2 separate regions of the Homo sapiens genome follow, and region 1 is linked to region 2. Evidence: read pairs that join two places in POLR2A ChIA-PET (ENCODE). Cell type or tissue: MCF 10A. All regions are shown on one strand. Each heading gives the region's core, and the rest is flanking DNA. Links, peaks and the distances in the headings are about the cores only.

The links. ChIA-PET counts read pairs that join two places held together with the same protein. Peaks named below come from ENCODE experiments on the same cell type or tissue, not always from the same donor. Only the 100,000 strongest peaks of a DNase experiment are listed, where the experiment ranks them.
Region 1: POLR2A ChIA-PET joins it to region 2 with 5 read pairs; 5 of 35 experiments call an interaction of 5 or more read pairs at or near these places.

Annotation. Positions count from the first base shown.
Region 1 is chr3:134,237,033-134,247,353 of GRCh38, forward strand. All of the region lies in intron 1 of RYK (receptor like tyrosine kinase), which reads right to left. Among named protein-coding and RNA genes, the nearest start is that of RYK, 8.7 kb to the right of the region's middle. In MCF 10A, for the core only: no CTCF peak of the experiment used is centred there; a DNase peak (open chromatin) is centred at 5,819.
Region 2 is chr3:134,322,433-134,332,753 of GRCh38, forward strand. LOC105374118 (a long non-coding RNA gene) reads right to left here and starts at 6,262. Exons shown (of 2, transcript XR_924518.4): 1 at 4,782-6,262; 2 at 2,589-4,095. RefSeq lists a silencer at 4,495-4,789 and enhancers at 4,495-4,789, 4,575-4,869, 8,395-8,960. In MCF 10A, for the core only: no CTCF peak of the experiment used is centred there; DNase peaks (open chromatin) are centred at 4,619, 5,369 and 5,949.

The sequences.
Region 1 (10,321 bases), core at 2,767-7,766, 85 kb before region 2:
ATTTTTAAACAACTCAAATTCAAAGCTAAAAAACCAAAGTTATTCTTGCAAAACTCTTAAGGCTTATCAAAAAAAATTCATTTTTCCCTAGACGATTTTAAGTTCAAATTTATTTCAAGGTCTGTGATCCACATGAACTGGCCTAACTCAAGTTCTAATAATTCAACAGTTCAAAAATTTTTTCCAAATGATTTTAAAAGTTGACTATTGGTTTCTCAAAGCTGTACATATGGTTCATTCGTGCTAAATCAGCAAACCATCTCTCTTTATTTTAAAAGCCACCTTTATAGCACTTAACAAAACATATTTCAGGGAGTTGTTTCAAATGTCCATCTTCCTATTACCTTGCACATCTCACAAACAAGGCTGGGGTCTTAGTTTACTTGTAACTACTTAAATATTAGATGCATGAATGGCTGGCTGTCGATAAAAGTCAACTACATCAAAGATGGGTTTTAAAGAAAATGGGTTTTAAAGAAAATGATACTTTAAAGAAAATGTCAAGAACCATTAGTTAAGGCAAAAAAACAAAAGTGATGTCATAGAAAGAGAACTAAAGCAGAGTTCACAGTTCTTACTTCCCTTCCCCTGGCTTCACCAGTAGGTAGCTGAATGACCTTTGGCAACCAATTACTTAACCGCCCTCTCTAGACAACAATTTTCTCAACTACAAAACAAAAAAGTTAAACCAGATGATGTTAATGTCCCTCTCCTCAGCCGCAAAATTCTATTACTCTATGATATCATCCATGGTTTCCTAGTGTCAGCCAAAACACTATTATTTTATTATATCATCCACAGTTTCCATATGCCATTTAAACCTTAAGTAAAAATTCATTTAGTCAAGATAATCTTCTAGATTCTGAGGACAGTGGTAATATGAGCCATTAATCAGAGAAAAAACCAATATCACTTAACATGTATTAAACCACTGAATACATTTTAATGAATGCTAAAAGGAAAGTAAACAAGGAGCTCTTATTTCAAATGCTCTTAGGTTATGGAAAGTAACAAGCTGAAATCGATAAAATAACAGTTTGTTCATCAGAATGTAATAAATCTAGCTGTGGTCATATTATGCCTAGAAAATTAGCTGAGACCTAATGTTTAACTACATTATAAGACAAGGAATTAAAATATTAGACTGTAGAACAGGGGCATCCTTTCCCCATAGTTGAATAAGCATGTAAATCTTCAATCCCATAGCTGTTCAAGCAATAATCTGTGGATTAAATATGATTTTTCGTGTAATTCTCTGCCACATTCTTCAGCATTTCCTCATATATTTGTCCTGCAACCCTAAGTGTCTTGATAGAACTGTCTTGAGAGTGTATGTTCATACACAGAAAGGAGGATTAGAGAGAGCTTTCCAGAGAAAGAACGTATGCATGACCAACAACAGCAGACAACATAAATATACCCCTTCTTCCCCTCCGTCCTTCAGACTGCCTTCTTTCTGCCTAAAGAAAAGCAGGTAAGCCTACCCTTTTGGTCCTGATAGGTGGTTTAGAAATCAGCTTCAAGAAGACATGGAAGGGAATCTCCTGTTCCTCCCAAGGAAAAGCCAGGAATCTGCAGGCACTAACTTTTCCTAACTGTGCCACTTCAGGAAGTAAACATGATATGTCGTCAAAATCAACACAGAACAGGCACAAATGTTAGAATACAAGCAAGGACACTGAAACAACTATTATACCTGTACTCCACATGGTCAAAAAGTTAAGTAGAATCATGGAAAATACAAAAAGACCCAAGTCAAATTGCTAGGGCTGAAAACTATACTGTATATAAGATGGAAAATAGACTGGATAGGACAGCAGGTTATGCATTTTGGGGAAAAAAAATTAGAAATTGTATTTCCTAGCTTTTCATTACTGATAAAGGCTTTTGCCGGAATCTCTCTTGAATACTTCACATCCTCCAATTGTAGCGTGGGCCAACAGTCTATTGAGAGACTGCTCTGTGCCAAGCCATAAGGTAGCCTCGGTGCAGTAGGGGAGAGACAAAATATGATGGGTGCAGTGATACAGGTCTGCTTATGCAGGGTATGGAGCTATGGAAGTCGACATGGGAGGCGCCTTACCCAGAGACAGCAAGGGAATGGGAGAGGCAAATTAGGCAACTCCAAAGAAAATAAGTTATCAAGACCAGGCATAGTGGCTCACACCTGTAAACCCAGCACTTTGGGAGGCCAAGGTGGGAGGATCCCTTGAGCCCAGAAGTTTCAGACCATCCTGGGCAGCACAGGGAGACCTCATCTATACAAAAAAAAATTTTTATATTAGTGGGGTATGGTAGCTCACACCTGTAGTCCCAGCTATTTAGAGGCTGAGACAGAAGGATCACTTGAGTCTGGGAGATCAAAGCTGCAGTGAGCCGTAACTGCATCACTACACTCCAGCCTGGGCAACAAAGAGAGACCCTGTCTCAAAAAGGGGGAAAAAAAAGAAAAGAAAAGCAGCTATAAAAAATTAACATATGTAAACTTCCATTAGTAAGTATAGCTTCAGTCTAATTTCCCTTTTGGATAATAACTAAGCAGGCCATGGGAAATGATCAACAGAATGATGACTCCAGTAAGGCACAGGATAGTGAATTTTTTTGTAAGTATGATTCACTTGTTTACTCATTTGTTCCACTTTTAATGAAAACCTACTACATGTCAGATACTGTTTTAGGTGCTAAAAATAGAAAGTGGAACAACCTAAAAAGTGTCTATTCAAACAGAACTTTCACTAAAGGAGATGGAAACAACCAAAAAAGTATCAGATGCTTAAAACAGTGTGATAGCACAGAGAGGCACTGGGGATCAACCCTAGGAAGATGAGCCTCTCTGGGGAATTGACATTTTAAGTTGAGATCTAGAAAGTACCAGCCATGTAAAGATTTGGGGAAAGAACGCAAGGCAGAGGTGCCATCTAATGTAGACTCCAGGGTGAGAAGGAGTCTGGCACCAAGGGAACTGAGTGGTGCAGGGAGGGGCAGGGATAAGAGTGGATCCAGGTCGTAGGCAAGAAGAGTCTCTACATATACATTTACATATTTATAAATCAGGAAAAGCTCAACAGCTTAGATATTTGATATTTATAAATTCTTAATTTCTTAATAATGTGCAATAATGGTTATTTTAGATTTTTTAAGAATTTCTTTCAGATATACATATTGGAATATTTTTATGAAATTATGTCTAGATTTGCTTCAAAATAATCTAAGTAGAGGATAAGGAGAGTGAGGGCAAATGAGTGGAGTAGGGGTAAGGTGGTAGAGATGAAACAGAATTGGCTATGAGTTGAGAACTGCTGAAGCTGGATGACGGGTATACAGAGATTCATTATATTATTATGCCTTATTTTGAATTTTTGAAATGTTCCATAATAAATACATTTTTAAAGCACCTTATTTAAAATATAAGGGAGGGAGTATTTATAAATACAAATGCCCCATTCACAGGGGACTTTTTAAAGGTGCAAACTACTGTCTATGATACTGTAGTGGATATAGGACACTATGCATTTGTCGAAACCTACATAACTTTTCAACAGAGTGAATCTTAATATATGCAAATTTTCAAAAAAATTCATGTAGGAGGTCAGATCTTAGGATGTAAAACAGAATATGACATATACCAGTTTTTGTGACACTCAGGTGTACCCATTAAGCTTTTCATCAGGAGTCCCTCAAAGGCCCCAAAAGTCTAGAGGTCCTAGCACAGTATACAAATTTTAGTATGTGTGGACATTCATGCCTTTTTCTAGGGAAAGGGCCTAAGGCTTTCACAAAAAAAGGCTGAGAACCACTGACATTTCTCCTTGCCTGCAGCTTCTTGGCTGAAAAGTAACCTTGCTATTGCTCTTAATCTAATGACAATATCTCATTCATTTTATGATTTCCCTGCAAGGGCATTACTACACAGCTATTGCTGTAAGCAAATAATAAATACCACCAGTGAATTTTACAATTCTGAAAGTTGTGACAAACACATGCATATGCACATAAAAAAGGTGGAGGCCTGGTATGGTGGCTCACACCTGTAATCCCAGCACTTTGGGAAGCCCAGACAGGGTTGGTGGGGGAGGGAAATCACTTGAAGTCAGGAGTTCGAGACCAGTCTGGCCAACATGGTGAAACGCCATCTCTACCAAAAAAAAAAAAAAAAAGATACAAAAATTAGCCACGCGTGGTGGTGCACGCCTGTAGTCCCAAGCTACTCAGGAGCCTTAGGCACGACAATCGCTTGAAGCTGGGAGACAGAGACTGCAGTGAGCTGAGATTGCACCACTGTACTCCAGCCTGAGAGAAAGAGCAAGACTCTATCTCAAAAAAAAAAAAAGAAAGGTGACAAACTATGTATTTAAGTTCCCTTTACAGTATCACCTTTTTATAATATCATATTTCATTTAATCTAAAGTACATCCTTATTTTTTGTGCCACTAAGAAAGAAAAAAGCTATTAACTGATGACTCTCCCCACTGATTATAACATGGTTCTGATTTCAGAGACGTTCAAATGTGGAAAACCTGTACCTCCTGTAATTAATTAAACATGGCATTCAAAACGTTAATTTACCTGAGCCCCATCTCAGATCAATTCAACAAATTGCTCAGGGTAGGTCAAGGAATCTGTAGTTTGTTAAAGCTTCTCAGATGATTTTGGTTAAAGACTAAGTCAACTGTCAACCTTCAAAGGCAGCACAGTAGAGAAAGCACGCACTTTGGAGTCACATAGCCCCACACATCTCTGTGACCTACAGCAAATTCTGTTAATTGCCCACAACCTCAGCATCTCAGCTTTATCTGTTTAAAAACAAACAAACAAAAAACAGTCAATGCCACCGACTTCCTATGGTTGATAAAAGAGAACATATGTAAAGTACCTGGCATACAGCAAGATACGCTCTTCCTCCTCCTCCCTAAATTACAGGTGATCCCTAACTAGAGACTTGTGTGCTGTCTATTCCAGCTTAAAATTTATATAAGAATGAGAATGAGGCCGGGCAAGGTGGCTCACGCCTGTAATCCCAGCACTTTGAAAGGAGGCCAAGGTGGGTGGATCACCTGAGGTCAGGAGTTCAAGATTGGACTGGCCAACATGCTGAAATCCCATCTCTACCAAAAATACAAAAATTAGCTGGGAATGGTGGTGGACGCCTGTGATCCCAGCTACTCAGGAGGCTGAGGCAGGAGAATTGCTTGAACCCAGGAGGCAGAGGTTGCAGTGAGCCGAGATCATGCCATTACACTCCAGCCTGGGTGACAAGAGCAAAACTCCGTCTCAAAAAAAAAAAAAAGATAAGAATGAGACCTATGAAATCCACTCAGCATTATCACTGCTGAACACACAAAAAGAATCATTCAACAACTGTTTATTATGTAACTGAGCAATACACACACGTTTATTTTGGCACATTTTAAGAGGACCTTCACAAATGAATGCTGTTTAATAAAATTTTTATTAGAAAATATTGCACTTGATTTACATCAACAACGCACAAAAATGTATACCTTTAAGTGTGACATAATTTTAGAGTAGCTAATGGTTCTGTTTCATGTACAAGTTTTTGTTTTGCTTTAGGATGTGTAGCTGGCAAGATTTTTCAGAACATTGGCGTAACTGCATCAAAACACCAAAAGTAATGCTATGGAACTTCTCAACTCAGGTGCCTGAATAAATACTCACATGTTTGATTTGTCCCAAAAGTGATTCTTAAAATCCAAACAGCATTTTAGGCAGCACCTTTGGAATTGACCAGTCAACTCAGGATGTGACTCACAGGGGACAGGTTTAGCCATAATTGGATAGAGTTCTCTCACATGTGTAGCATGAGGAAAAAAAACAACCCTCAAACCCACAATTGCACAATGTCTCTGCCTGTCTCCCAATGAAGAACACATGGATTCAAATAAATACCAACTCCACCAAAACGCCTAGGGTTAAGGATTTGCTGCAGAGTGCTAACCTCCCAAAAACCCACCCAGGATCTGGGCCCTCTGGCAGGTTATGCCAGACTCATGGGCAGAGGACACCTTCAACCCTCCACCCCTCCTCCCCACCAAGCATGGGCTCTGAGATTTAGGAGAGAGGGGTGCTGGGAGGAGAGGAATACATGGTTCATCTCCTTTTTCTTTCCCTTGACCAACCACTTCTCCCAAAAGGAAAGGGTCCTTTGGTTCAGTTGCCCAAATCTGAAACCCTAGATTCCTCTGTGACTCCTCCCCTTTCTTTAGCCCTAAAGTCTCTTCTACTAAGTCTTCTCCAAACTCACCAAATTCCTCACAAATCCATCCCACCCCTTCAACTGCCTTAGTTGATCCCTCTTATCATCACAAGGTTGGCTCTATCTCATTTCCCAGATCCAGCATTTCATTCTCCAAAGCCATCCTTTTCACTGGGGCCAAAGTTATCTTCCCTATAACCCAGACCTGACTGCGCACTCTCCTAGTCTGCATTCTTTAGCAGCTCACTGAAGAATTCACCTGTAAGAGTTCAAATTCCTACTCTAACCTCAGCCTACCTTCCAGCTTTATCCTGTGGCGCTCCATGGCTTTGCTAATTTTTCACCTCAGCCACATTAGATTTTTCCTACCCCACAATTTCACACAGCTGCTTCCACCCTCTATGTCTTTGTTCACACTACTTTCTCAGCCTGGTATGAACTGCTCTTTTCTGCCTATCAAATTCATCCTTCAAGATGAGGCTCAAATGTCTTTTTTTTCCCTGGGACAAGTTTCCTAAACTCTCTAAGCCTGTCTCCCCTCCGCCCTTTCCACAGTCAAAAGTAAGTGCTCCTACAATAACTTATGTCAACCAGCAATATAACTCTTATCTCTGTTACAGTCATAAATGCAAGTCTCCCCTACAAAATTCTGAGATCTTCAGGGAAAGGAGTGTAATAATTTTGAATTGTCATTTTCTACCACAATATATGGTACTTGGTTTAGCTTCAAAAAAATTTTCTGGACTGATTTGGGACACAGTGATTTCAACTAGTATTGACTTGATTTTAAATAAAATGTGAACATTCTTGACTTTTCCAGAAGATATTTATTTTAAGAGGAGAAGCAAGTTATCCAAAGTTAATTTCTAACTGGTGGGAGATGGGGCCTCTTCCCAAAAGTCCCCCTGACCCCTATCACCACCACCACTGTTGGCATAACCAGTTTATACCATTCCCCACCCACCCACCAGCATGTTCTTCCCAAGCTTCTGGCACTGCCCAGCCATATGCCACCTTCACAGGCTCCGGAATTCCACAGAGCTCAGTACAATGAAAATTATCAATTAAAGAACATGGGAGGATGCAAGAATAATTAGCATAATAATAAAGACCACAAACAAGCACCTGTGGCAGGAGGCTTGCGGTTCTACTCTTTGAGTTTTTGGTTAATTGCACTCCTCCAGAGCTGATAAAGAGACAGTATGAATTCAGGTCTCAGGCAGGACTGAGTCAAGACCTGGCCTTCTACTCACTGTCCAAAAGGCCCTGAATCAGGGTCCTCATCAGTAAAATGCAGAAATGAATGCCTACATTGCAGCCTGTTATGCAAGTAACAGGCTTGTAAATGCAAGCGATGAACCAGGGCCCAGGAACACAGGAAGGCCAACCAGAGTTTAAAAGCTTCTGAAGCTTTCGGTGTTTCAGAACTTATACACTTCCATCAGGACCGTGTGCCCTACTACTACCAAAAAACCAGGCTAGTCATTAATACATACCTACTCTAAGATTATTGTTTTCTCATTTCTCTGTGTCACCCCAAAATTTCTATGTTGAAATCCTAACCACTAAGGGATGGTATTAGCAGGTAGGGCCCTTTGGGAGGTGATTAGCTCATAAGAGCAGTCCTCATGAATGGGATTAGAGCCCTTATAAAAAGACCCAGGGGAGCTCGTTTGCCCCTTCCACCATGTGAGAACACAGGGAGAAAGCAGTATCCATAAACCAGGAAGAGGGCTCTCAGCAGATATCAAATCTACCAAAGCCTTGATCCTGGACTTCCCAGCCTCCAAAACTGTGAGAAATAAATCTCTGTTGTTTACAATCCACCCAATTTATGGTACTTTGTTACAGCAGCCTGAGCAGACTAACACTCATCTATAAAATGGAAATGACAGTACATAACACAGGGATGACCTCTATGCCCCACACAGACAAAAGACAGCACTTTTAAAAGTGTCAACTACTACTACAACCACCATTAACTACTCGTAATATTGTTCATATAAAAAGACTGCCACACGTCATCTTCAATAGTTAAACCCAAACCCTAACTGCCATTTACACATTGTGGAATGACCATAATCCCTTACCTCCATTTCCTTCCAAAATTCCTCTAAAATGATAGTTTAAAAAAAAAAAATCACAAAGACATCAAACCATAAGGACAAACAGAAAAGGAAAGACAACATGCTTTTTTAAACAAACTTTTGCAAGATGGCAAAGTACTTGAAGGAATGGTCACTGCCCCTCAGGACCTCCAAGAGGCTCAGGTCTTGAGGCACCAAGGAGATGCCAAAGGCTGATGTGAGGCTTAGCCTAGACAAGGGGGGAGCCACCGAAAGAGGTGTTCAAAGCTTTTGGATCCCCAGTTCCAGCAGGAAACCCAAAGTTTTTTCTGAAGAAACTGAATCACAGTGACAGGAGAACTGTAGCCAGAAGTCGAAGGCTACAGCCTCCATCCCTCCCTCAGCCAGGTAACCCAAACCCTGGCAGCTGGCATATCACCAAGCATACCAGAGGCAGGAGATGATGATTTCTTCATTGTGAACACTGGCCCCAAACGAGATGTAAAGGTGTTGATATTCGGGGCAGACTCCCAATGAAAAGTCCACCTGAACTCACAAGTCACTAGACCACCAATACACACATGTTCTCTCCTCTGCAATCAGCTCCTCAGGATCTTTTTCTTCATTATAGACAGTCAAGGATCACCAGATATTTATGACTTAAACAAACAAAGAAAAGATCCCTGAAATGAATAACCACACTGGAGGAAACAGAAGAAATATTAAAAATATATTAAACACAAAGAAAAAATAAAAATACACACATCAGAGATAAGTAAAGATAATACATCCATAAAATAAGATGCAATGAAATGGAAACAGAAAAAGATTCTAAAATTTAAAAACATGATCATTAAAATTGAGAACCATTCCCCCCCTCCCACTCCTTCCAGTACAAAGAAATACGTAAGACATGAGATTAGTTAAGAAAATTTAAAGATCATTTGTAGTGGGTTCAACAACCAAACCAACAGACATCTCAGAAAGAAATACACACACACACACACACACACACACACACACACACACACAGAGAGAGAGAAAATAAAGGGTGGGAATTATTAAAAAAAAAAAAAGCATTTCTGAAAACTAAAAAGAGTCTCTAGATTGAAAGGACCCACTAAGGTAATACAAGAAAGAAAAGGAAGAAAGGAAGGAAAGAACCAACCAACCAACCACACAAAAACTTATAAAACTTCAGAATGCCAGAGAAAAAGAACCTGAGCTTCAAAAAAACAGAAAAAAAGAGGCATCAGAATGGCTTTGGACTTTTCATCAAAAACCCTTAAGACAGAAAACTGTGAATATGCCATCAAAATTATGAAAAAATGTATTTCTACTTAATATTTTAAATTCAGCCAAACCATCTATAAAGTATGAGGACAGGATAGATACATTCAGACATTCAAGGCCTCAAGTAATTTATCTCCCATCATTCCTTCCTAAGAAGCTACTGAGGATACATACATAGTAGCAAAATGAAGCAAACCAAGAAAAAGGAAGACAGGAGATCTAAAAAACAGAGGTTCCAAGACAGGAAAGAAGTAACAGGAAGTCCCAGAAAAAATAATCGTACTATCTAGATTGGAGCAAGAGGATGGAATGCTCCAGACCAAGAAGTCTCTAAGAGGAAACCAAGTGGCACTGATAGATGATTTAATGTGCTACCTGGAAAAAAAAAAAATCAAAAGGCATTTAACATACTTCTTGGAGTAGTTGAGGGAACACAGCCAAAGATAAATAGGTAACGAATCAAAACGCAATTTTGATAAAATGCAATTATTTGCTGTGGGAAAAACAAAAATGTATAAAAAAAATCATAAGTCACTATTTAGCAATACCTGTGTACACAATAATGTAAATACTGCTATTTTTACAAAAAAGTTACGTAACTACATTGGAGGATTTAAGAGAGAAATGAGAAAGAGCTCAGTTATGATACTAGAAAGTCAAAGACTTATTCTACATTGATTTAGAATGACGAAAGTAAAAAAAGAGGAAGAAAAAATAAACAGACCTAGCTGAGGTAGTAGCTACCCCT
Region 2 (10,321 bases), core at 2,361-7,360:
ATTGTTTCCAGTCTTCTCCTCAATGGCATCAGTGCTGCAATGAATAACATTGTGTACTCTTTAGCACATGTGCAAGCATATCTGTAGGATAAATTCCTGGTAGTGGAATTGCAAGGTCAATTAATAATAATGATGGTTAACATCTGCATGGGTATTTACTAAGAGCTGGGAACTGTTGTAAGTGCTTTACAATAATTAAGGTATTTTAATCCTTGCAACAATCTCCTGAGGGAGATACTATTATCATTCCATTTTGCAGATGAGAAAAACTGAGGTACAGAGAAGGTAAAGGACTTGTAGAGCTGGAATTCAAACCGAGGTGTTCTGACTCCAGTCTGTGCGCTTAACCATTACATTCAACTGCCTTTTGAAGGTCATGGGAATTTGTAACTTAGAGAGACACTGCCAAATTGTCCTCTGCATGGCTTTACCAATTCACGTTCCCACCAGTAGCCTGTGAGCCTGCTTGTTTCCCCGCCAACGCTGCGCTGAATCAAACTTTTTGATCTTTGCCAATCTGATAGCCGAAAACGGTGTCTTACTTGAATTAAATGGTGTTTAACTTGAATTTCTTTTACTATGAGTCAGGTTGAGTGTCTTTTCACCTAAGGGTCTTTTGGACTTCCTTTCCATAAACTGTCCATTCATATCGTTTGCTCCTTTTTTTCAGTTTAGTTATATCTGTGACTTGTATTGAGCTTTTTATGTCTTAGGAAGATTAGCCTTTAGTGGTTCAAAAGGTACAGATCTTTGCCTAGCTAGTCATTTATGTTTTGATTTTGCTGGTGATGGGTTTTGGACAGAGTGTTAGGAGGAGACAAACAAAAGAAGAGGACTTCAGTGTTAAGAATTGAAGGGAGGGAGAGGACAGAGTAGATCCCTGGAAAGAGGTGCCCTCTGCCTGCTGAGGCGGCAGGGAAAGAAGGTGATGGGGATAGTGAGGAGGGCTCCTTATGGGGACTGGCACAGAGGGTTCAAACATGCTATGTGTGGCCCACTGAGACTGGAGGCTGGGAGGAGGGAGGACTTCATGACAGACACGAGGATGCGTTGCTCAGCTGTGCTGCTCCAAGATGCGTCCAACAGAAGACACATTGCCCCAGTAAAAGACTGCCCAGCTGTGCCGGGTGCAGTGGCTCACGCCTGTAATCCCAGCACTTTGGGAGGCCGAGGCAGGCACATCACAAGGTCAGGAGATCGAGACCATCCTGGCTAACATGGTGAAACCCCATCTCTACTAAAAAATAAAAAAAAAAATCAGCAGGGTGTGGTGGCACGCGCCTGTAGTCCCAGCTACTTGGGAGGGCGAGACAGGAGAATCGCTTGAACCCAGGAGGCAGAGGTTGCGGTGAGCCGAGATCGTGCCACTGCACTCCAGCTTGGGAGACAGAGCGAGACTTGGTCTCAAACAAACAAACAAACAAAAAAAAACTGCCCTGCTTCAAGGCTGTGCTCAGCTGGCAGCCTACCACTGTTGGCTCCTACAGGGTCTACTCAGCTTTTGGACCAAGTTTATGATTTTCTTTGGGTGTCCCTGTCCAATGACTGAGCAAGATGGTGGTATGAGGGCCCAGCCATTCCATCGTTTCCACATTTCCAACACAGGAGTCCTCTAATGGGCTGTTTTTGTTTTAGTTCACTGGATGACTGGCAGAAAGTCAGGCCTGCAGGTCTGAGAACTCCACTCTTACTTTTGCCCCATTTCATTCCCAGGCGTTACCCTCACCCTCTTTAACCTTGCATTCCTAACCCTATCTCAACATCAGCTTCCTGGAAAACCCAAGCAGCCCAGACTCTGAAATTCTTTTGGTAAAAATTGGCATACATTTTTTTAAGTCGCTGATATATATTTCATATTGTCTGAGCCTAAAGATTTGCTTGTTTTCTATCTGGTGGTGACTATACATATCCTTTGGCTTGTACATAAGGTGAAAATGTTGGGCTGTGTGTGAAGGCAGCTGAGGTTGGCCCTCCCAGCAACTGGGGGGCTATCTGACCTCCGCTCAGAGCCTGGAGCAGTGGCATGGAGTGGCCAGTTAGCACTGGGTGGAAGCAAGTCTTGGGTAAGGTGTGTAGGAGCACCTTCAATGCCAGCCCCAGGCCTGAGAACACACCACACAGGGAACGGGGCATAGAAGCATCTTCTTCGGCAACCGCAGGTGGACCTGATAGTGGCTGGGCCACATCTCCCAGCCCTTTTCTGCCTGGCCCTTTCTCCCCACCGCTGCTCTAGTGGCCTGACGGTGTCCTGCCCTCTGCATGTTGCCAGAGTGATCTGATCACACCACTTGTTAGTTGTAGGCTTTGGATGGTAAAACCTGGAATCTACCCCCTTGGCTCATGACTCAAGCCCATTTGTATACTGGCTCCTTCTCAGTCTCTTTTAACCATTCCTCCCTACACTCCACACTCACAAGACCTCTTGCCATTCTGAGAACCGGGGAGGGCTTTGTGTCCCTCTGTCCCCATCACTGCTGGTCTCACTGGCTGGAATACATTTTTGTTTCTCCTCACCCCTCAAGGCTCCTCAGTAGATATAAATGCATGTGTTTGGTTTGCCACATTTAAGTTTCCTCAAGAGACTGTAGTAAATATTTGAAGTGCTTTTAATTAGAAAATACCTGTCATTGCCTACTGCCCTGTGGAACTACCACATCTTTGAAGATGTTCAGTGCAGGGACTGGACCACCTGAGGATTGGGCTATATGGGTTATACATACCATCTTGGGAGACAGCCTGAGAGGCATTTCTTGGCCATTCTTCCTATACCATTCCTATCATATACATCTCTATCACCACAATCACTGATCACCAACAAAACCACTAATTTGAATCAGACATTCTTTCAACTCTCTTACCAAGATTGCTTGAAATGTTGAAATGCACTAGGATGTAAGTCAGCCAGAAAACACTAATTGAGCATATAATGTGGGCAGTGAATTGTGGTAGGTGGTAGGTCAGCAGGTTGTGAGAAAGCATGATGGACAACATAGTACCTGCCCCCACAGGAATGGATTGCTCAAATGGACGGGCAAACACCTGTCAGCTGATGGCTATGTATGGCTATGCAGGTCCTCAGTGACAGGGGCCCTTGAAGAAAGGCACTCACTGCAGCTGGGGCAGCCATGGAGGGCTCCCATCAGGAGGTGGCAATGGAGATGGATGTGGAGGAATGGCAGGGATTTGGAGAGACTAGAGTAGTGAAGAGGGCCTCTAGAGAGAAGGTAGCTTGATGAATCACTCAGGAAGAGCCCTACTTGTTTTGTTTGATGAGCCTGGGATGCATCAGATATCTCTTTAAAGCACTGGTTCTCAAGCATGGCTGAATATTTTAATTACCTGGAAATTTTAAAAATCAGAGACGCCTGGGTCCTACCTCCAAAGAGTTTGATTGGATTGTTGTGGGGTGTGGCATGGGCACTGGGACTTTGACAGCTTTCCAGGATGGTCAGGTGGTGAGAGCACTCTCCTGCCAGGCCTCCAGCTCACGCCTGTCAGGCTCTGACACTTCCCAGGTGTGCCTCTCACGCCCTCCTCCTGGGCTGGGGCCACCCCGGAAGGGGCGCTGGCCTCTCTTAAATCCCACTCATACACCTGGCCTCAGGTTCCCAGGAGGATTTCTCTGCCTGCTTTACATTCAAGCAGTTGCAAGGTAGTCCCCTGAGCCACAGGCTGCTTAGCTTTCCCTCTGCCTCAGTGCCCCTCTTCTGGCGCTTTCCTGGAGCTCCAAAGAAGCAGTGGATGAGTTCCGTGTGGTCCAGCTGTGGCCACTTCCAGAGGGCCTTGGGCTGAGCTTCCTGAGGGCACGTCTACACACACCCGCTGAGCAGGGGACCTGTGTGCTGGCCACAGAGGTGGCACCGGAAGGGGATTTTCTCTCGCTGCATTTCCTGGCATTGAGCAGCGCCTTTTGAGGTAGTCTCTGCTGAGTGGTCTCAGGAATGCCATTCCTCATTCCAGGGAATTCTGTAGGTGGGGCTGCTGGTCACCAGCCAGTGTGTCTAATGGCGAACATGCACCAGTCACAGGTTTGAGCCCCCTCCCGGAGGCCACGACTCTGTTTCCTCTTCAGCAGTGCAGCAGGCATTCGATCGGCTGCAGGAAAGAGGACGAAGGGTTGACATGATTTTCTGGCAAGAAAGATTGCTCCACTCGGGGGTTTACTGTCAAGGCAGGAGATAAAATGCCCTGGCTCTTGAGGCCTTTTCATTTAGTTATTAATTCAAAAACACCTTTAGGGATTTTGCTTTTAAATGATACATATTCTTTATTTAAAAAATACAAACAGCAATGTACCCAGAAGAAATGGAAAACCACTGGCTAGAGAAAACTACTGTCATCAATGCTTTCTGGGCCTCTGAAGAAGCCCATTTCTGCTGGCACTGAGTGTGTGTTTCTCCGGGCAGGAGCTGGTATAACATGACCCTTGAAAGCACTCGCAGCCCTGGGCTTACATAAGTAATGTGATGACTCTCTCCACAGAGCCCCTCTAGAGATCCCACCACTCCGCCCTCTTGGAAAGAACATTCAGTGTCTCCCACACCAGAACCCATCCAAGGAGAGAGGATGCCGAGGTAGTGGCTCATCTTCCTTGGTCCCAGAGAGGCCTCGGAGCAGTCCTCTCTTGCTTCACAGCCCTCCAACTATGCTAAGAATGCGAACCATTTCCCATGGGACTGGCAAAGCCATGAAGCAATTCTGAGCCCAACCTCCCCAAATATCTGCTTTGCAAACAGATAAAACAGAGAAGTATCCTGAAAATGTGCTGTTGGGCCATTCACCTTAGGCGGTTGTGGTGTCTGCTTGCCTGCCAGGAGGGTTTCTGCTTCCACAGTCCAGCCTGGAGCTGCTGGGGAGCCAGTTTGGGATGTGGCCATGTTCCCTGAGGGGCAAAACACAGAAAACTCTCCGGAAGGGGCTTCTCAAGGAAATGGGGACCAAGCAAGGCTGTGGGCTCTTTTCAGGGATCCGGCTCCCATCCCAGTGCTGGACTCATTGCTGACCAGTCCTTGGGGTCACCTGGGTGCCCTTTGGCTCCTGAGATGTCTGGGCATGGGGCTGCCTTCACCAGCTGCAAGAGCCCAAACCCACCTCAACCAGCCTTTGGCATCTCCAGTCTGCACCAGCTGCAATTTTGTGGCCCGGGTGGGTGAAGGCAGTGGCAGGGGAGTCCATGCCAAGCCTGGCAGTGGGAAGGAAGAGGAAGAGGAAGAGGACTTAACTTTCTCAGCAGCTTCAGCCTTCTGAGAAACTCTAGAATGCCTTGCTGCACTATGGCAGGCATAACCAGGTCCCGGTGACCTACATAACCTTCCAGACATGGGGCAAGTGGGAGCCCTGATTCATGTCAGGGGAGCCTGACAGAGGAAGGGTGGGGGCAGGGAGGATTTACAATCCTGAGACGGTGAAACCACCTAAATATTTAGTGATGACTAAGTGAGTCACCGCATGTCCACAGGGTGGAATATTATGTAAAAGTGATTATTATAATAATAAAGACTATTTAGCAATATTGCAAGTGTTTATGATATAATATTAAGCGAACAAAAGGAAGATACATACCTTTACGGCACCTGAACAAGAGAAGATTGGAAGGGGATTTTAAAAAATAACAGTTGCTCTGCTACAGTGGTGTGATTAGGGACCTTATTCTTGGAAAAGAAAGCAGCAGCTTTACAGTCAGACAGATCTGGACTAGTAGCTTAGATCTATTTCTTACTTACTAGAAACGATCTTGACAGGTGGCTTAAATGCGATTGGTTTTCCATCTGTAAAATGGGTACAGTAATTCCTGCTTTACAAAATTCTTGTGAAGATGAATCTGATTGTGCATCTCCTCCCTTCTTGCCTTCCTTTCTTCCTCCTCTCTCTCTCTACATATTTTCACTAATACTGCACAATCCAGTTGCCCACAAAGGATCCCACAGCTGAGTCATCCTTGGGTCTGCTGAAATCTCTTTTGCTTTAGGGAAGGTGCCTTTGCCTGTTTCTGCCCTAAGCGGAGCTGTGGATGAGGAGGGGCGCTAATGATGAAACAGTCCGGGTGGGCTTGGCAGGGGGAGGCTGGGCTGGTCCTCACTCTCAGAGCAGCCACAGTGCTGTGCGTTGCCAGCCCAAGCAAAGTCACAAGAGCCTTGAAGGTAGAAGCAGGAGTAAGGGAGCCTGCCTGGCAGATACCACACTGAGCAGAGCCCGCTCCTGTCTCTGCTTCCATGGCCTGACTCAAGCTCTCTTTTAAAAAATTTTATTTTTGTATTGACAAATACAAATCGTATATATTTATGGTAAACAACATTGTGTTTGGAAATATGTATACATCGTGGAATGGCCAAGTAGAGCTAATGAACATATGCCTTACCTTATACTAATCATTGTGTTGTGGGGGAGGTGGCGGAGGGGAAACGTGTAAAATCTATTCTCAGCAATTTTCAAGTATACAAAACATTCTTATTGTAGTCACCATAGTGTACAATAGATCTCTTGAAGTTATTCCTCCTAACTGAATAACCAACATGTTATTTGTATAACATGTTGTATCTTTTGACCAACATGTTCCCAATCCCTCCCAAATCAGACCCTCTTATCACTAGCAAGATCCATGGTTCCCCAGGCCTGAGTCACATGCCACTGGTGGGCAAAGACGTGACCAATGGCAAATGGACATATTCTTTTCTTCCCTCCCTTCCCCTCCCCTTCCCTTCCCTCCCTTCCCCTCCCCTCCCTTTCCTCCCTTCCCCTCCCCTTCCCTTCCCCTCCCTTTTCCTCCCCTCCCCTCTCCTCTCCTCTCTTCTCTCTCTTTTTTTTTTTTGTGATGGAGTATCGCTCTGTCACCCAGGTTGGAGTACAACAGCACAATCTTGACTCACTGCAACCTCTGCTTCCCGGGTTCAAGCGATTCTCCCGCCTCAACCTTGCGAGTAGCTGGGACTACAGGAGTGCACCACCATGCCCAGCTAATTTTTGTATTTTTTAGTAGAGATGGGGTTTCACCATATTGGCCAGGCTAGTCTCGAACTCCTGACCTCATGATCTGCCCCCCACTTGGCCTCCCAAAGTGCTGGGATTACAGGCGTGAGCCACTGCACCTGGCCTAATTTTTGTATTTTTGTAGAGACCGGGTTTCACCATGTTCGCCAGGCTGGTCTCGAACTTCTGACCTCGGGTGATCGGCCTGCCTCATCCTCCTGAAGTGCTGGGATTACAGGCATGAGTCACTGTACCCAGCCTTCCCTTCTTTTCTTTTTGTGAGACAGTCTTGCTCTGTCCCCCAGGCTGGAGTGCAGTGGCACAATCTCCACTCACTGCAGTCTCAACCTTCTGGGCTCAAGCCATCCTCCTGCCTCTGCCTTCCCAGTAGCTGGGACTACAGGCCCATGCCACTACCCCGGCTAATTTTTTATTTTTTGTAGAGACGCTGTCTTGCCATGTTACCCAGGCTGATTTCGAACTCCTGAGCTCAAGCAATCTGCCTAGCTTAGTCTCCCAAAGTGATGGGATTACAGGCATGAGTCACTGCTGCCCACACTTTTCTTTTAAGAGTGTGGCATTTTTATGCATATATTAGGGAAAAAATGAAGTGGTGGCTATAATGGTACAATAGAAGCAACATAAAATGGTTTAAAAATGAACTAGCATAAAGAGAAATACTATGTAAGAAATGGTTCGGGTGGTCCCTGATAGATCAGGAAGGAGCAGGGGAATGACTGAAGGGTGGGGTGCCTGTCCTATCCCCTTACATCCATCTTCTAACTCTGACCCAGCCTCAGTCTCTTCCAGAGTGTGCTCCTGTCCTCTTCCCACTATGGCCAGAGAGGTCTGCCTAGCAGGAAACCCTGACAGTTGCATCCTTCACTACAGGGCAGTCACCTTACGGAAAAGTTTAGGTCTTTCCTTGGGGAGGCCTCAAAAGCCTTCCGGGATGGACTCTGCCCATCTTTCCAGCTTCCCATTACCCTTGTCTCTTCCCATTTTAGATACCTGAACCCTGGACTTCCAAACTGAGCTTGATGGCTGGGCCTCTGAGTCTTACAGTGTTCTATCTCCTCTAACTGTGATGTCCTTTCTCCCTTGTTTATCTGAAGGACTCCTATTCAACCTTGATAGCGTTTTTAGGGGTCCTTTCCTCTGCGAAACTGTCTTGATCTCTTTGTAAAGGGTTAATCCCACCTTCCTCTCTATCTTGAATCACACATTTAATTGAATCATGCATTTAATCATGCAACTCCCAAAGCCTCCTGTTTCCTTGTCTGTCTCCTTGCTGAGGTGGTCTCTGAGGGCCTGGCACATATCTAATTTAGTTCAGGATCCTGGATTCTTATACAGTAATTGGAATAGGACAAGTGCTCAGCACTAACGAAGATGCAATTGTTATAGCTATCGTTTATGAAGTGCTCTCTGTGCATTACCCATTCAATCCTTACATCCACTCTAAGAGGAAGAAACTGTTGACACACTTCTTTTAGGCATGAGAAAACTGAGGCTCGGAGAGGGGAACTCATTTGCCAACAGTAGATAAGTGGAGGAGCAGATTTGAACCCTAGCCTGACTTTTGTCCTAGGCCCTCACCTGCTCATTTCCCACTCTCCTGAGTACAAAGTTGATTCCTCAGCGGGGTGTACAGGTGACCCCTCAGTGGGGTGTACAAGTGGGCCCTGGCCTCACTGAGGTCAGGGGACTCCCGGGCACCAGGTGCAGCAGTACCCTCATGCCCAGCTACAGAGCACCCGATCCTGGGGCTGCCCTTTCAAGGTTATGGTGTTGGAGAGGGGGCTGGGAAACAAGAGAAAGGAGAAAATAGAGTTGAGTCAGATGCCCTGTGGAATTTCTGGCCTTTATTGAATTCTGGGAAGAGAAAAAAAAAATGGCTGTGCTTATTCCAAGTATGTCAAGATCATAAGGAGCTCTTTACTGTTTATATGCAAAACTTTCTGGCAGCCGGCACCTGCAAGCAAGAGGCCAGGAATCTGTGAGACCCAGGCACCCTAAGCTGGAGCCCCAGGCTCCACAGAGGGGCAGCTGGGCCAGGCAAAGTGAGAAGGGAAGGGGTGGACCAGACTGTCCTCAAAGCCCCTGCATGTCCTGCAGCAGAGTTCCATCCCTGATCCTGGAATGTGGGCGAGCCCTTCTTGCATGGAAAGGGAAGTGAACTGGCTGACTCCCTCTGTCCCTCTGGGCACCCCACTCCTTGGCTCTCCAGACTCATGAATACTTTTTTGGGGGAGGAGCACTGGGCTGTCTAGTAGTAGAGCCTCATTCCTCAGCAGCCCTCTCATCTGAGGAGAGGCCCTGCTGGCTCAGAGCTCTGCAGAAATACATTGAGTTGGTTTCAGAATCCCTGAATCCCCTATGCTACCCCTTGTTCAGGGCAGAAGTCAAAAAAGCAGAAGAGACCCAGATAATAGGTAATGGCATGTTTTGGGGGGATGGGGGTGGAAGGACAGTGATAACAACAGCTTCGGGCTTCAGGCTTCCCATTCCCATTCTCTCTGGAATGCTATTTATTTATGCAATCTCAGACGTCTGAGTTGAAAACTGAAAAAAGGCAGTCAATTAGCTCTGTCCGTCCATGAGTTTAAATGTCCATGAATTCAGTCAACAAACATTTGTTCATTCATTAAATGTGTACCCTGGGGCTGGATACGATGCCAGGTGTTGAGTATTTGGAAATAGCTGAGAATGTCGAGACTGATGTTTCTCACTAGGGAGGGGGCACACATGAGAATCACATACTCATGTGGGCCCCTCTCAGGACCCTCCTTCATCCAGCCTGATAATTAAGAGTTTTGGGAAGGGGCCTGGGTATGAGGATTTAGAAAACTCCCCAGCTGATAAGGATACGAAGCTCCGTTTCAGATACATGGACCAGATTGGAAGTCTATTCTTCCAAATGTACCTACAGTGCTATCTCTCTGGGGAGGTGTGGGCATAGTCTCCTGCTTGGATTCATTCATTCGTTCATTCATTCCAGTGGAATTTTTGAGTTCTTGCCAGGTGCCATGCCCTGTTCTAGGCATTGGGTTGCAGACCCTGCCCTCCCGGGGCTCTCGCAAGACACCATTCCCATTCCCTGCAGCACTCCCGTTTCATTCTCATAAAAGTCCAAGGCCTTACAGTGAGCCAGTGACCAGGCTGGTACCCGCCCGACCTCCTCTCCCCCTACTCCCTTCTGCCCTGCTCTCCCCCTACTCCCTTCTGCCCTGCTCTCCCCCTACTCCCTTCTGCCCTGCTCTCCCCCTACTCCCTTCTGCCCTGCTCCAGCTGCCTGGCTCCTGCCTGTTCCTCCCACAGGCCTCTGCTAGTTGCTCCTTCTGGAATGCTCCCC